Regions from separate parts of the Homo sapiens genome. Here region 1 is linked to region 2. Evidence: read pairs that join two places in POLR2A ChIA-PET (ENCODE). Cell type or tissue: GM12878. All regions are shown on one strand. Links, peaks and the distances in the headings refer to the core of each region. The heading gives the core; the rest is flanking DNA. Region 1 overlaps NCOA7 (nuclear receptor coactivator 7). Region 2 holds the start of LOC124901397 (a long non-coding RNA gene).

Evidence for each region. ChIA-PET counts read pairs that join two places held together with the same protein. Peaks named below come from ENCODE experiments on the same cell type or tissue, not always from the same donor. Only the 100,000 strongest peaks of a DNase experiment are listed, where the experiment ranks them.
Region 1: POLR2A ChIA-PET joins it to region 2 with 10 read pairs; 8 of 35 experiments call an interaction of 5 or more read pairs at or near these places.

Annotation. Positions count from the first base shown.
Region 1 is chr6:125,831,296-125,839,777 of GRCh38, reverse strand. The region is part of intron 2 of NCOA7 (nuclear receptor coactivator 7); the gene reads right to left. Among named protein-coding and RNA genes, the nearest start is that of NCOA7-AS1, 17 kb to the right of the region's middle. In GM12878, for the core only: no CTCF peak of the experiment used is centred there; a DNase peak (open chromatin) is centred at 5,187; H3K27ac peaks cover 905 bases.
Region 2 is chr6:125,914,958-125,923,439 of GRCh38, reverse strand. NCOA7 (nuclear receptor coactivator 7) reads right to left here. Exons shown (of 16, transcript NM_181782.5): 11 at 7,960-8,107; 12 at 2,372-2,497; 13 at 606-758. It overlaps LOC124901397 (a long non-coding RNA gene), which reads left to right and starts at 4,398. Exons shown (of 2, transcript XR_007059741.1): 1 at 4,398-4,599; 2 at 4,909-5,260. RefSeq lists an enhancer at 4,022-5,221. In GM12878, for the core only: no CTCF peak of the experiment used is centred there; a DNase peak (open chromatin) is centred at 4,239; H3K4me3 peaks cover 2,214 bases; H3K27ac peaks cover 2,201 bases.

The DNA.
Region 1 (8,482 bases), core at 2,379-7,378, 84 kb after region 2:
CGGTGACAATGTTACTGGATGATAGAATTTGTTAGCCCCATCATAATCTTATGGAACCACCATCATAAATGAGGCCAGTGGCTTATGTGGAACATTACTGTATTTGGTCTTTGTCCCCAGGTTCCTGGCACAGACTTCCTAAAACACTGGAATCTCGTGAGTGATAAAGAGCGTCTTTTGTATTCTCATGAGATGACTCAAAGCTGCGGAGGGAGGGAGGTGCCTCGAGAGCTTCTAGATGGGGTCTAGCCACCAGAAAGATCCAGCCAGGATTAAAAGGTTGGAACTTTCAGCCCCACCCGACAGTCCACTTCTCAAGAGGGGAGGGGACAGCAGATAGAGTTAAATCACTAAGGCCTAGGCCTCGCGCAGTGGCTGACTCTTGTAATCCCAGCACTTTGTGAGGCTGAGGTTGGACTGATTACTTGAATCAGGAGTTCAAGACCAGCCTAGCCAAAATGGTGAAACCCCATCTCTACTAAAAATACAAAAATTATCCAGGCGTGGTGGCATGCACCTGCAGTCCCAGCTACTTGGGAGGCTGAGGCAGGAGAATTGCTTGAACCCGGGAGGCAGAGGTTGCAGTGAGCTGAGATTGCTCCACTGCACTCTAGCCTGGGTGACAGAGTGATACTCTGTCTCAAAAACAAACAAACAAACAAACAAAAATCACCAAGGGCTAATGATTTAATCAATCATGCATAGGTAATGAACCTCCAAGAAAAACCCTTAAATGTCGAAGTTCTGAAAGTTTCCAGGGTGATGAACACACTATGCGTCTGCGAAGGTGGTGCACCCAGAGAGGGCATGGAAGCTTGTTGGCACCACCCCTGAATCCCCCAACCTACCACCCCTGAGTCCCCCATACCTTGCCCTCTGCCTCTCTTCCATTGGGCTGTTCCTGAGTTATATCCTTTATAATAAACTGGTTAAGTGTAAGAAAAGTGTTTTCCTGAGTCCCCTGCGCAGTTCTAGTGAACTCTCAAACCTGAGGAGGCGGTCATGGGAAACCCCAAATTTGCAGTCAAGGTGGACAAAAGTACAGGTGGTCTGGGGACCTGGGACTTACAACAGAGCTCTTAAATCTGTGGAGTCTGAGGCTAACTCTGAGAAGTTAGTGTCAAAATTGAATGGAATTGTTGGACACTCAACTGGTGTTGGAGAACCAGAGAACACCTCTAGTGAAGGAAATAAAAGCATTTCACTCCAGAATATGCTTCTTTGACATGTTTTGAGATGGCTGTTCAGAGGGCTTGCAAACAGAAGTACCCCTGCAAAGCTGTCTTTCATGGGGGAGTTTTGCATCAATCCAGCCAGGTCTTCCCTTGTCCTGATCTAGGAAAGATTTAACTGAGAGTCGGACACCTTTAAAGATCTGAAAGAAGCATTTACCACCTATCCTCTCTGATGGCTGCCACCTATCAGGTTTCATCTGTATAACAAGACTACCTTCACAAGCCAGGCCTCCTCCTCTTCTTTCCTTCCCCATAATCTATCTTGCCACTGTAATCTTGATTTTTGGCCATGCCCTGAGCCCCATTCTTTCCGTGACCTCAAGATGGTATAGAAGCTTCTGCACCCCATTGTAGGCTTGGGTAAACACTTCATGGTCTCCCAAACACTTGGGTTCTCCTCATGAATGTTAAAAAAAAATTGTATGCTTCTCTCTTATTAATCTGCCTTTTATGAGTTCATTTTTCAGTGAAGCTTCAGAGGGTGAAGGGGAAGTTTTTCCTTAGCCCCTAGAGAGTTAAGGACTAGGAAGGGCTTTGTTATCAAAGGGACTGGCGTGTGCTCTACTCATTAAGAGGAAGAAATATGGGAAGGAGTCCCTTTTTAACACCGACCATGAAGTAGTTCTGCATCAGTCATACAACTAAGAGCAGCATGCAATTTACTGTCCCATTTTTCATGCCAATTTATATGTTCCCTGGTCTGGACTTTCCATTTTTAAATAGTATATCGTAATTTCTTTAATAAGTGCAATGATGAGAAAATATAATAGCATATGGATGATCTCAGCCTCCTTCCTCATGCTGCCTCCTAAGGGAACTCTGGGTTTGTTTCCTTTTCCTGGTTCTGAGCTTATGAACACAGGTGTGGGAAATGAATTAGGGGGAGAAGTGGAAAAAGAAATATAGTGAGAGAAGAAATAGAAGAAAATAAACCTAAAAGGAAAGAAGGGGAAAAGGTAAGGACATGAGGAGATACACTGACTGGATATGGGAAGGGTTTCAAAAAGGAGAAAGAGTTTGGGGAAGTAGCTGAGAGACATGTAAAAGGTCAGAGAGATGGAGAAAGAGGATTTTAAAGTTTTATCAAATATATGGCATTTATTACCCCCTTGGATGTTTTCTGAAAGGTGAAGTAAATATTTATTTTCAATTATTTTCTCTGATATACTTATTTCTTTGAATGTGACTTAATCCTGGGACTGGACCAAGGCATGGCTGGTTATACACAGGTGACACACGTGTACTTTTCTGAAGATGCCTTAAAGGTGGAGCATGTATGAATGAATGAATGAATGAATGAGAAACAAACTTCAATCCGGGAAAGATGAAGCAGGCTAATTATAAGTTATCTATGTCAAATTTCATAAATTGATATAAACCTTGAATCAGACCATGTTACATAGACTTTTAGGCTAATTTCTCAAGCAAAGTCGCTTTACACACATACAATGAGAGAAATCAAACTTCACTCAACATTTATCTAATTTAAAGAATAATGTAAGGTATTTTGTGAGGAGATAACTACCCCAAGACCTAACAATTCCCCACTGCTTGAACACTTTGCCCCAAATGGAGAGCTGGAATTTCCTATCATAAATGTTTCTTCATACTTAATATGTCACCTGGCACACACAGGTGCAACCAACTTCCTAATATGAAATTAACTAAGTTATCAAGCACCCTCTCCAGTAGCAGACTTTACCAAGAAAGTTTTGCTTTGATTTTACTACGTGTTCTTTTTTATTTTTTAGTAGTTGTTGATAAAAGGCAAGGTAATTTCTCATAGATGTGTACTTGTTTATGTGGTTTTAAATGTTCTGCTCCCAGGCATTCCTTTTAATTTCAATACAGTTTCTAAAACTCTCTTGAACATTTGTAATGTTGGAATAATAGTCATCCAAATTTCCTGTGGATTTCCATACTCCTGCATTAAGCCATAAGAAAACTCAGCTGGACTTTATTTTGGCTGAGTTAAAGGCGGTTTTGAAGAAAACCAAAATGGAATGATAACAATATTTTATCAGATGGGGGAAAATAAATATGTTTTTAACTATTACTGAGACTCTGCAGGGAGTATATCAGCTACAGTTCAAACAAAAGCCAAATCAGGGAAAATTTCATTGCTGTTTGTATGGATTAGACCAAAGAATCTTCAATCTTTAATCATCTACATCAAAGGGTCCCTTAAAAAGAGGGGCTCAATATTTTAACGCATGTATACATTACAACTTCACAATGGCATCAGCAAAAATGAAAATTCATATTTACCAACCATTATGTCCCTGGCATGACAACTATACATTTTTTAAAGTGCTCTTTATTCATAAATTAATTTTTCTATATTCAGATACTGTTTTAGTGGAGTTGTGGTATTAAACACTAAATTGAGTTTTCTGAATTCTACATAAAGCTGTCACAATATTAAAAATTCTAAAACAGTTTAAGATGAAAATATAATTACCTAAACTAATGAAAGAATTTGTACCTTTTCCATTTTGTTTCCAAGAAGCGTAAATCATAGAATCTCAAGTAGGAAAGTTCTTTAAAGGTTATCTTGTCAAATCATCCATTCAATGATGGAATTAACTATGATATTTACAGTGACATGTACAGTGTCTAAAAACTCACTGAGACTCAAAGCATGTCATTCTCCTTTTTAAAAGCTTTAAATCCAGTGCCTAGTACAGTGCCTGACATACTACAGAAAACTGCAGTAGATTTCAATGGCCTCCCTACAATCTATTCCTTATTCTGTAATACCAGATCTGGGTAGGACTCATCCTAGCTCCAGGAAGGACATCTTTATGTGGGCCTGTCCAATCAAAGCACTGAGTCTCTGCCTCTGCCAGTGGCAGCCACTACTCCAAAACCTAGCACCGGCTCTAAGTTGGTCCAATCCCTGTGAGTCTCAGGACTTGTGAGACCTAATAGCAAGCATTTGCTTTGCCTGCTGTTGCATAATAGAGATTCTGACTTAGCAGCATTTATCAAGTAAAGCCTGAAAAAGGAAGCTAAAAGAAAGGAAGGATTTAGATACAGACAAACTGAGTCATAATGACATTATTTGAGTCCCAAATCCAGGCATTCCTGATGTCAAATCTTATCTGGGACTTTTTACTTATGTGAACCAGAAACTCCATATTCCTTTTTTTTTTTCTCCTAAGGTAGTCTGATCTGTTTTCTGTTACTTGACCTAGAAAGGGGAAAGAGCTTCCTGACTATTACAGGAATTTGCGTAAGTAAGGTTGCTCCATGCCAACAACACAAAAATGTGGATTGGCTGAGCTGGGTTTGGATGATACTTGGAAACTTAGCAGTCTTTATCACATGAAAATAACATGGATAGCTGTTGTATCTTAAGATTAGATTGTGTGCCTATCAAGGCTGCATTATTGGGGAACTCAGGAAATTTTAAAGATTCTGGAATAAGTGTTCTACCTCTTTTAGCCTGAGAAAAGAAAAGAACTTTTATCTGGGAAATATACATCCTTTTAAATTATCAGGCTGCAGAGACACTAAAATGAGACTGCAATCACATCTTACTTCCCGCTGGAGCTATGTATTCATCTCCAGAACCAGCCTGCTATTGCCACAAGCAGCTATAAATTAATCTAATAATGCCACACCAGACACTATAACTTAATGCATAGCCAATCACTAATCAATGCTATTTCTGTAAGCCAACAAGAATTCCTGGCACATCACTTTGTATCAGCCCACTTCCTATCTCTTTTTTGCCTTTAAAAATCAACTTGTAACTGCTGCTAATCAGAGTGTATATTCAGGGCATCTTCAATCTATGCTCCTGGGCTACAATCCTCAAGTTTGGCTCAAATCAACTCTACCTGCATTAATTTTGCCTCAGCTTCTTCCTTTTAGGTCAGCAAGACTTCAGTGAGGTCTTAAAAGAAACACGCAAGCTTGAGATATCATTGGTCTGCTAAAGTAGAGTGAGATGAAAGCACAACTCTGCTAAGAGAAAACCTCTGTCTGTGGCTTGCAGCAGCTGAGAGTCTGGTGACCCTGGTTAAATAACAACCTCTTAAGACCTCAGTAGCTCACCTCTACCAAGAAGTTAGCTTAGGTTGTTTTTAAGATATTTTCCATCCCTAAATGTCTATAACAATAAACAACTAAGTAAATAAATGAATCTAGATCATATGGGGATTATCTGATGAACAAAAATCTTCCGTTTTTTTAATCAAACTTTAAAGAATTTTCTTTTACCTACAAGGGATTAATTATACTATGTTCACATGTATTTAATAAGTATTATTTACATTTTAAAGTCACTTTAGTTTTCTCTAGTGATGATTTCAGACACACAAATAATTGTATCATGAGAACTTTTTATGGTTAAAACCAAATATTTGTTTTTATTAAAACAAAAACAAAAATAAGCTGCCCACATATTTCTGTTAATACTCTTCCACTGTGTATGAAAGTACATCTTATTTTTAAAGATCATTTTGTCACGTCTTAATAATCCTACCGACCAAATGTTTTTGCAAGCATTACGATTTTAAAAAAATAATAAAAGCTTTGCAGTTTAACATGACAATTTTTTTAAATTCTATTATTATTTCTCAGAGGAAACAACACTGTAGAATCAACAAAAAGGAAGGAAGAGACAAAGGGAAGAAGGGCCTTACTTAAGCTAGTGTTAACTTTATAATTTCTCTGCAGTTAGAAGTTAGGGGCAAAACTGAGTTTTGGGGGAGTGAGAGGAGGTCAGGGATATGTCTTAAAGCTGCACCAGCTAAGCAACCTGACTCCTTTTATTAGAACTGCATGTTTATTTGGGGTGGCCTGTGGAACGTGCTGATGGCAATGGCACAGGTGAATGGAGAGAGAAGCCACAGCCCCCAAAGCACCCCTTGCCACCACCCTGATTGAAACAAGACATCAGCCTCATTTATTCCCTCCCCCTGTCCCTCCCCCTCCCCCCCTCCCTTTCCTTTCCTTTTCTTTTGACAGAATCTTGCTCTGTTGCCTAGACTGGAGTGCAGTGGTGTGATCTCAGCTCACTGCAACTTCTGCCTCCCAATTCTCCTGCCTCAGCTTCCCGAGTAGCTGGGATTACAGGAGCCTGTCACACCTCGCTAATTTTTGTATTTTTAGTACAGACAGGGTTTCACCATGAGGCCAGGCTGGTCTCAAACTCCTGACTTCAAGTAATGCACCTACCTCAGCCTCCCATAGTCCTGGGATTACAGGTGTGAGCCACCAAGCCCGGCCAGCCCCATTATTTCCAAGAGTTTTAGCTGTCTGCCTACTCAACTGTTTTATGTTTGATCTTCATAATAAGCAAATTTATCTGTCCTGGTTTCCACTTTTTTCTTAATTTCTCATTTTCTCTTTAATGAGGTTAAACTATGCAAATCACTTACAATTTATGACTTCAAATTCACAAATTTCTAGTGCCAATAGTTTCACTCTGCGGCAACACAAACTGGAGCAGAAGTTTTATTTTGAAGATATGTTTCATTAAGCATGATTTCTGGAAGTTGAAAAATAACTTACATAATATGCAAGAAAGAAAACTATTCTGAAGTTCCAGAGAGAAACTGAAACGATTTGGTGGGCAGAACACATGGCAGGGGAGAAAGGAGGTCTGGAGACCATGCCATGCTGTGACACAACAGTGTGGCGATGTCCCACAGACCTGAAATCTGGAGCAGCCGAGGCTGCAGAAAATAACAAGGTGGCTGAGAGATCCAGCGGTTCCTCCTGTGTCCTGCCAAAGAACATCCACTTTGTAGCAGCACTTCCCCAGGAGCTAAGCTTGGTGCTGAGTTTCACTGTAACTGGCTGTGAATTCTGAACAGCCCACCAGCCAAAGCTGATATAAAACTGTGATCTTTGAGCATCCTTGGTATGCTAGGCCCTTAAGGGCCCTAAGTGAAGGCTCTTCACTGCCCCATGACAAATGGGACTAGTTAAAACCAATCATTTGTGGCCTTATGGACTCATTTCCTCTATCCAGGCTGCAAACTTCATTTCCCCTATCCAGGGTACAAACTTCAATCTCTAAGTAGCATTACCAATGAACATGTGTGTGTCCTCTTGCCTGGCAAATAATAAAATAATTTACTGCTTGTTTTGTTCATCCCTTAAGTAGTTAAAAGAGAGTAAAGTATTTGGGGGCTCCCTAGCAGGGGGATAAAAGCAACCAAAATTTGACCTGGGTAGGGTTAGGCAGGTTTAGCGCACAAAATGTCAAAGTGGCAGAGAGCCTCCTAAAAATTATTATAGCCATCACTCAAGAGGAAATTGTCCAGACACATGATCAAGAGATTGACTGTCATGGAAGAAACCTGAAATGATTCCCTAGTGCCTTTGAAATTATTGGTAGAAATTTTGTAGATTTGGATTAATTATTTTTTTTTATTTTTAGGTGAAGATTTTAACTGTCAATCAAAAGGGAGATACGGAAGAAGTATAGAGCAGATAACACTGTGAAAGAATTGACGCAAACAAGCCCAGTGTGGCGGCTCATGTCTGTAATATGTTCTTCCGAAACAAATTCTGTCAACTCCATCACAAATGAGTCTGTGGAAGAACCAATGCTGAAAGCATCTCAGTAAACAAATATGGCCCAATAAACTCAAGTTTCTAATGGGCAGGCATATAGGGGATGGCGAGAAGGCACATAATAGAGCTCAAACGAAAGCAAAAAGCAAATGACAGAAGTCTATAGGAACAGGCATAGAAAGTGAAAGCTCAGCATATGCAGAAGTTTGTAAACAATGCAAAGGAAAACTAACGAGAAAATTATAGGGATGTTGAGAGGCTGAAGAGGCAAGAAGCAATAGGCCCACTGGGTGAAGTTAAGCTGTAAGAGAGAGAAAACAGGTCTAGTCCAATCCTATTTTTAGCTTTAGCAAAGAGAATAGGCAAAAAATTAAAAAGGATGACATATCCATGGCTAAGAAGAAAGTGAAATCCAGGATGAAGTCTCTAGTCCTGTCAAAGCAACCCTCTGAGTTGCAGTACCATTACCAGTAATCTCAAAAGAATCACTGAGAAAGAAAATTGGAAGTAGGAAAAAAAAAAAACAAACAAACCTGGTTTTCAAAAGAAATAAAAAATTTGGAAATGACACACCGAGTAGCTTGATATCAACTGTCAGAAAAATAAACTGATAGCTCATTAATCATTTGTGATTACCTGAAGATAAATTATTGACTTCTAGGAACCACTATAGGTACACTAAAATGAGTGACTCTAAATGAACATAATTATCT
Region 2 (8,482 bases), core at 2,029-7,028:
ACAAGGGGTAATAACTAGTTTTCACTAGTTCCTCCAAGAAAGACCAACTGTAACACAGGCAAAAGTACAATCAAGAACGGTACAGTGTATTCTCTGTGGTTTCTTAACAATTGGGCCCCTCAGGCACAACACACTATGGCCTTGACTGACTCTCCATCACATCCAAAATGCAGGCAAGGTTTGTGGGCACTACTTTGGCTACCTGGGAAAGGCACTGGTATGGCACTGGAACTTATTTCTGCAACTGTTTCCAAATCCAGATCTCACTCCACCCCAACTTTCCAGTTTTTAGGCTGTGGGATATCATTATACTTTTCCACTTCATGGTGATAGAAAAAAGCTCCTTAGAATGTGACTGTATTTGGAAGTATGATCCATTTGCATTTTGGAGATGATCCTGAAATATGTAGGGGTGAAATGCCATAATGATTGGGATTTACTTCAAAATATTTCAGCAGAGAAAAAACAAAGATAAAAGACACAGAAGGCAAAATCCTGTTAACTGTGGAATCTGGGTGATGGAAGTATATGGTACTAGTCTCTCTACTGTTGGGAATTTTGAAAAATTATTAAAAAATATTCTTTATGAGAGGGACAGGCCTCACCTGATTATCCATATCTTTGATGACCAATAGGACAGGACTGTCTAGTGATGCCGATTTCCGGTAGAGCGTCTTTAAGCTGGTCCCGTGCTCTAACGTGCTATAGGCCAGTCTCCATGGATACCCTTGCACCCTTGCAGGAAGGCGTCGGGCCAGCTACAAAGCCAAAGGAAGAGATGTAAACAGAAGGTTCACCCACAAATTGCTCACGAACATGTGGCACAAAACAAATGCCTGTTATTCAAACTCAGTATCATACACTCACATAGTGCCCCTCCTTATTCTGGCAAATATTTGCTATTCTAAACCAAGAAAATGATCATTTGACAGTGTTTACCTTGGCAAGGATACTGGCCAGGAGGTGTCTTCCCATTCAGGGACATGACTATGGAGTCCCTATCCTGCTATATATTTGAAGACACAGATCAAGCTGGATAAAGAGGCATAAACTAGACACATGCCCTTCCTTTCCACTTCAACCTGGCTTTTACCAAACAGTTCATATTTTCCCAATTTTTCTTTCTAAACACTCAGAGGCTCAAAACTGCTACTGAGAGCTGCAGCTTTGCACAGAAGTGAGGGCAAAAAAACAGGGACGTTTAGTGTTAGAAGTCAGGTGTCATCTGTTCTTATTGCACCTATATCTTTTACCTGCATCAATATTTAAACTTGGCCATAAATAACCAATAATGTATATCTCTTCAAGAATATTACCAAAGGAGGCCATGAAGTGCTGAGTCTTCAGAGTGCTTAAAATCAGTTTCAGTGTCAGTGTGAATCCCACACTCTATAATTACTTGGTCAAGCTTCTTGGCTGTCTTGGGTCTTTACTGGTTCCTCAGTAAACTAGGGAGCCAAACTTAATGATTATTTAAGGTCTCTAAAATTCATGTCTCTAAGCTGACTGATGAGGGAAATGCCAGGGATTCCTTACTACAGTTCAAACATAAGTGCATTATAATATTTCATGAATTTCAAGTAAACATTCAGAAACTAAAATACACAAAGAAAATCATAGAAAAAGGAAAAATTGTCCTGTAGGTAGGTATTTTTCATAAAGCAAGTAGAGTGCCTTTGCTGTATTACTTTTATTGAGCCCTATACATCAAAGCTATGGGAACTCTGCAATAATTACAAGGATAAATTTGGATCCTTTTTAAAGCATATTAGGACTATGGTAGGACGCTTAAAATTTTTATTTTTTTAAGATTAGAAATGGCTTTTTCTTCAGGTTTGAGAGAAGGATGTTAGTGTCTGACCAACTCCTCATACTACTAAGAAGTCAGCAGGGAATGCGACTTTTCAGAGGCAGAGCAGGGGGCACTGGCCTTAGTGGGCTGCTGGTGTTCCTCCTTCCTCACAAGCCTCATCCTTCAGCCCAAGTGAGAAGGGCAAATGCATTCAGGGATGGGAATTTTTTTTTTTTTTGAGACAGAGTCTCACTCTGTTGCGCAGGCTGGAATGCAGTGGTGCGATCTTGGCTCACTGCAACCTCCACCTCCCAGGCTCAAGCAATTCTCCTGTCTCAGCCTCCTGAGTAGCTGGGATTAGAGGCATGTGCCATCACGCCCGGCCAATTTTTGTATTTTTAGTAGAGATGGGGTTTTGCCATGTTGTCCAGTCTGGTCTCAAACTCCTGACCTCAAGTGATCCGCCTGCCTTGGCCTCCCAAAGTGTGAGGATTACAGGCATGAGCCACTGTACCTGGCCAAGGGAAATATTTCTTAAAGCCTAGGAACCCCCACCCTTGGTGGCCAGGGCGAGCCCACCTGCTCGATGTGCATATTCTCCAGGAGCGCGCTGTGGGGCCGTAGGACAGGCAGCACCTCTTCGTCCTCGTCTTCATAGTAGCTGCATGTGCTCTTCCTGCGCTTTGCCTCTTCAACAGTGATGATCTGAAATGAGAAAACAAGCCAAGAAAAATAACTTATTGGCTTTTCTTCTAACTGCTAATTTAAAAAATCACTCTAGGGACACCCGTGCTTGAAAAGGTGACGCTTCGGCAGCAGGAAATCAACTGAACAGGACTTTGGGGAAATGGCTAATTTTTCAGTTTCAGAACAAATGCACAATTAAAGACAGTACAATCGAGGCAGTTAATATGTATAAATTAAAGTCACAAGTCACAAGGCTAGACGTGGTGGCTCATGCCTGTATGCCCAGCACTTTGGGAGGCCAAGGCAGGAGGAAGATGGCTTGAGCCCAGGAGTTTGAGACTAGCCTGAGCAACATGATGGGACCCCTATCTCCATATAGAAATAAAATAAATAAATAAATAAAGTCACGAGTTTTCCAGTTTTAGTATAGCTGCTGATTGCTCGGTCACTGAGAATAGTATATAACACCAGAAGATTTCTACCTTTGAAATGCCCTAAATGATTCTCTTTTAGCCTTTAGATTTAGGATCTGAATTGTTAAAGGACTAATCGGAGATCATTCAGTAGGTAAGTCTTCTATAAATAGGGAGTTTGCGGTGATGAGGATAGTTTTTAATCAGGTTCCTGATGTTTTCTCTTAAGGTTGTGCACATAGAAACCACTTCTGTTAGAAATAACGAATGATAACAGCTACCAGGAGCATGAGTACAAAGAAGTGTGAAGCTTTAGTCTAAATTACAACTAGGTTACAATTATTTATGTACTGTTCAGAGATGATAAAAATAGTCTCCCCTTCTAAACCTAGAAACATCATATTGTACAAAACATTTATTATTTAACTCTAGCTATGCTTATGAATTACCAAAGTTCATTTTACTCTAAAATCCATTTTTGGCCCTTCTTAAATTATGGATAAATCACTGGATTACTTTCAGATTGAAGAGTGTATATTAGGCTTCTTGGCCTTTTGTGTAAGATCAAGTGAAGGATTATATTAGACAACTAATTCACCAAAATGTACTAGTATTAATGATTTTATATTATAGAGAAAAACATTTAAGTTAAATCCAGTGCAAGTTGTCAGGCAGTAGTGCACTACTCAATTTCCAAAATGCACAATGACAGATACAAAGTACCCGCTGGCGTCTGAGCCAGATTTACAAGTAAGAAAATTAAGCTTACTAATTTTACCATTTTCTGGGGGAGTGTTTCCGTAGTGAAAACACTATCAAGAATCACAAACCAAGCATTTTAAATGAATGAAATAAAACACTCTGTTTTCAGCAAACTCTGTGTTTATCACAAGTATAAAATGAGGCTGTGGAATGAAAAAAAATCAAATATGGATTTCTGGCTCCAATGAGAAGAGGCAACCACACCATAACCCTCTCCGCAATGAATAAAACACCTGCTGGTAGAAATGTCAGCACAATCCTTTCTAATTAGAACGACTTTCAAAAGAAACTCGGAGGTACATCACTGAGAATTCACCAGCACCTTATTAGCCCTCGGGACGCACTCCAACATACCTTCACAAAAGGCTCTTCGTCAGGTCTGGCACAATAGAAAATCTGGATGTCCAAGGGTAATCTTTGGCCTCTCATTGTGAGCAGTGAGAAGTGTGGCTCTCTCTCTAATGAGGAACAAGTTTTCTCTCTACTCTGCTTCCACACCACAGTTACTTGTAGCCACGCTGAGCTACAACTGTTTTCTCAGTATCTAGTTTCCTGCATGATTGAGTTTCTGTTTCCCTCAGGAGAAGTTTCAACATTTCTACAGGAACACACCCAAATTAGGATTTAGAGCAAACACACTTCCTGCCAGGCATCGCTGTGAGACTGTAAAAGGACACTTTCACCTTTGAAACGGTGGTTTCCCAACACTATGATAAAACCCCATTGTTCATTTTTTTTCTTTTCCTTCTTATACTTTTTTTCCTAATCGTCCCTCCAGTGAACCTAGCTTTTCTAGCCCTGCCTTTTCAGAGTTTTTTTTCTTTTTTTTTTCTCCCCCGCCCCCAGCACCTTCTTTAAGGCTAAAGCTCCATTTAAAATGGTACGTGTGATCCCTGGTATAAGCTTGAATCTCAAAGGAAGGATGAAAAGGAGCCTTCGGTGGAGGTAGGCTTCATTACAGTTAGAACAAACGGCATTTCACTTCAATACTATGTCATGTTTGTTGGTGGGAGGGACTTAAAAGAATGGGAAAACATCTGGTTTACATGAGGTTGTGAAAGATGTCATCTTACATGTAGTTTTATAAAACAGTTGGCAGAGTAATACTTATCTTTTTACATTTTGGAATTAGTTTTAATGACTAATAAGCAGGATGAGTCCTCCTCTACACTTCAGATCACATGTCAGGAGGTTAGAAAGAAATACAGATCAGCACTGGATCAATTTTCAGTGATATTTCTGTGATTCTTCCAGATCCGAAGTGGCCTTTCAGTCTTGGGCACAGCTGCGGGGATCAGAGTGTATTGTATTGCTCACACTGGGGGTTATAAAGAAGACTCTAGCAGATACTTAGAGACCAGTCCACGGCCAGCAGAACTGACTCTCAATGCAACAGCCTGAGCACAACCTGGGACAGAATGCCAGCAAGACAACACTCTCCTCTGGGCCCCTGGGACTCCAGGACAGCGGACATTTATTATTTCCTATATGATGGTGGGTGCCAGGTGCTTTGCCAGGCACAGAGACATAAAGCTGCTCACAGTCTCCAGCAGGTGAGGAGACAGTAGAGAAACAATTCTAAATAAATGGGTGCCATTCCATGTGATTGTAAAAGGAAAATAAAATCTTGGGATCACAAACTCACTACAAAAAAAGGGAAAATTAAGCTTTGAAACTGAGCCACACAAACAAAAACCATCTTTCCTTTTGTTTCTAAACAGCTGTCTCCCCAGGTGGTCTCCCTCACCTGGACAATGTAAATTAACAGCTTATTTTCACAAGTCGGAAACAAGAGCAGACTAGAAATTGACCTTACTGCTCACCTCCAGACCAATGCATACTGGACTTCTTCCACGACTCTGTTTACTTCATCTTATGTAAAGTGCAGATTTACTGCGCACAAGGCATACATGATTGAGGGTTCCTCTACCCTCTCCTTTGCACATGCAACATTTGGATTCAGTGCACACTAATCAAAGACTCACAAGAAAGTAACCGTTTGTCTCATTTTTTCTACCCTCCTCTTTTCTCCTTCCTCTCCAGCCCACTTTTCCCCCTTTAAATACTGAAGCCCTCAAAACCCTCTTTGGAAAAAGTGCAGGACACAGATCCTACTGTGGCTTGTGTCTCTTTTTCCCTCCCTAACCAGATGCATCCTCAACCTTAGCAAAATAAACCTCTAAATTGATTGAGATCTGTCTCAGGCATTGTTTTTGGTTTATAGGATACAGATGCCAAAATCTACAGCAGACACTCAAAGGAGGTTGGGGTGACCTGGGGGGTTCTGAGATAGCTTATTCACAGAGGAGATGGTGCTTCAGTTTGAGAGCAAGGATAGGGTGTGAGAAGATGTTCCAGGGACAGGGCACAGCAGGAATGCAGAGATGGATTCTGGGTTCACATTGGCTGGAGAAGAGACAGCAAGGAAAGCAGTGATGAGGAAGGTAGATGAGACAGAAAAGGTAGGAGGAGCAGAGAAAAAGAAGAGCCCTGATGCCACGAAGGAGCTTAAAACTTACCCTACAGGTCAGTGTTTCCAAAACATAACTGTTTGGAAATCATCTGGGAGCTTTGAAAAATACAGATTCTAACATTCCTCCCTCCAGACCTACTGAATTAATGTCTCTAGTAATAAGGATCTAGGATTCAGTTTTTTAAAATTCCCAGGTAGTTATTCTAACAGGTGGGTAAGAATCAGCAGAGTCAATAAGGAGGCCACTGAAGCTTTTAAGCACAGAGTATCCAAGCTTGCTTGTATATTTAAATGACAAGTTATACAGCCCCACAGTCCATATGTAAGATCTTTCAACATGATGAAGGAAACATTGGAAATCATTAAATAGTGCTGGAAAAAAATTGACTATTAAAAATATCATCTACCATACATCAAAAAAGCAACTACAGATTGAGTGAAGAGTTTAAATTAGTATTGCAGGGCCACTTATACATGGACACAGATGAATTCAGAACCATGTATTTGTAATGGCACCATTCTCCCTGGTGGACAGGTTCTCTCCAGCAATGCTTGGCTGCCTAGGAGCAGAAAAGTGTGAGGGTGGGTTCATCCAGGATTGCACGCAGGCTAGATGGGTGCAGTAGATGGGAGAGGGGTGGAGGAACTCAGGAGTCCTGGTAAGGATGTGTTTGAATTCATTTACCATCTGTCTAAGCTGGGAAAGAAGAAATGCTAAGTGGGGTTCAAGAGAGCAGCAGAACAGGAAGGAGGGGTAGACCTATTTTTCCTAGTCTCATCTCCCAATTTCCCAGTGCTGCAAGCTTGTTAAGTATTGAGAGCCTATGTTATCCATCATTGTATTTCCAGGGCCCTCGCCTAAAGAAGTACTTGATACATGCTTGCCTGACTGGATGAAGGGAACTGAGGTCTGGCAAACTACAGCTTGTGTATTAGTCCGTTTTCACACTGCTATAAAGATGCTACCTGAAACTGAGTAATTTACAAACAAAAGAGGTTTAATTGGCTCACAGTTCCACATAGCTGGGGAGGCCTTGGGAAACTTACAATCATGGCAGAAGGCAAAGGAGAGGTAAGCACCTTCTTCACAAGGCGGCAGGAGAGCGAGCGAGCGTAGCGGAAACTGCCACTTTTAAAACCATCAGATCTTGTGAGAACTCCCTCACTATCATGAGAACAGCACGGGGAAACTGTCCCCATGATCCAATCACCTCCCACCAGGTGCCTCCCTTGACATTTGGGGATTATAATTATGATATGATTTGCATGGGGACGTGGAGCCAAACTATATCAGCTTGTCAGCCAAAGCCAGTCTACCACCTGTTTTTGTATGGCACTTAAGCTAAGAAAGATTTCATATTTTTTAAGGGATTCAATAAAAATTAATAACAATATTTTGTGACACATAATAACTATGTGAAATGAAACACAGTCATGCTCATTCATTTACATACTATGGTTGCTTCTGTTCTATAATGGCAGCTATGAGTACCTGCAACAGGAACTGTATGGCCTACAAAGCCAAATATATTTATTATCTTGCCCTTTACAAAAAAAAATTTGCTGAGCTCTGAACTAAGGCATGGAGCTATGAGTAAGAATATAAGTAGATTCATCTAGTGTGGTCAGAATGAACTGTGTGCCTGTGTACATAGCGGTGGTGCTGGTGGTGGTGTTTTTTTTCAAACGGAGGAATAAAGTTATTTTCCTCTGTAATTTCATAGGTGCACAGGGACTCTAGTTTCTTACCAGCCTGTTACATGGAATCTGAATGCGAGACTGCTTACTGTACCTTAGGAACTACGACGGTCTAACCCTGCCCAAGTGCTCACCTCCCAGCTCTTGGTTGTTGGCTCACTGAAGAAGTTGTCAATCATGTTCAGTTCTTCCTTCTCCACCACCACAAAGCCTTGCTCTTTGGCATCTTTTCCATAGACATCGGGAGACCACTGAACAAAGAATGTGTACAAATGATCCACCCTGAAAAACACGTTTGTGACAGATGTTAACACCATGTCCACTTTCTTGGCAGGTGCTAGTGTGGACTTCAGTACATAAACCATCTTTTCCCTGCTTGGCAAATCCATTTTACTAATTTGAAAATTTCCCATTATCAAGGTTATCTCTACTTCCATACTCAAAATTAAGAGCCAACAAATAAAGTAAAAGTCCACAGGCACTGCGAAACTGTTAAAACTGTCTTTCAATTTGAGGGAAAGATCAAGAGATGGAATGTAAAACTGAAAAACACAATGAAATATTTATACCAAATATTTTTTCCTCATTGAGTCTTCATTTATTGGATACTTGTATTCATTGAGGAAAAAAATGTAGATCTGAAGCTTTAGCTAGGAA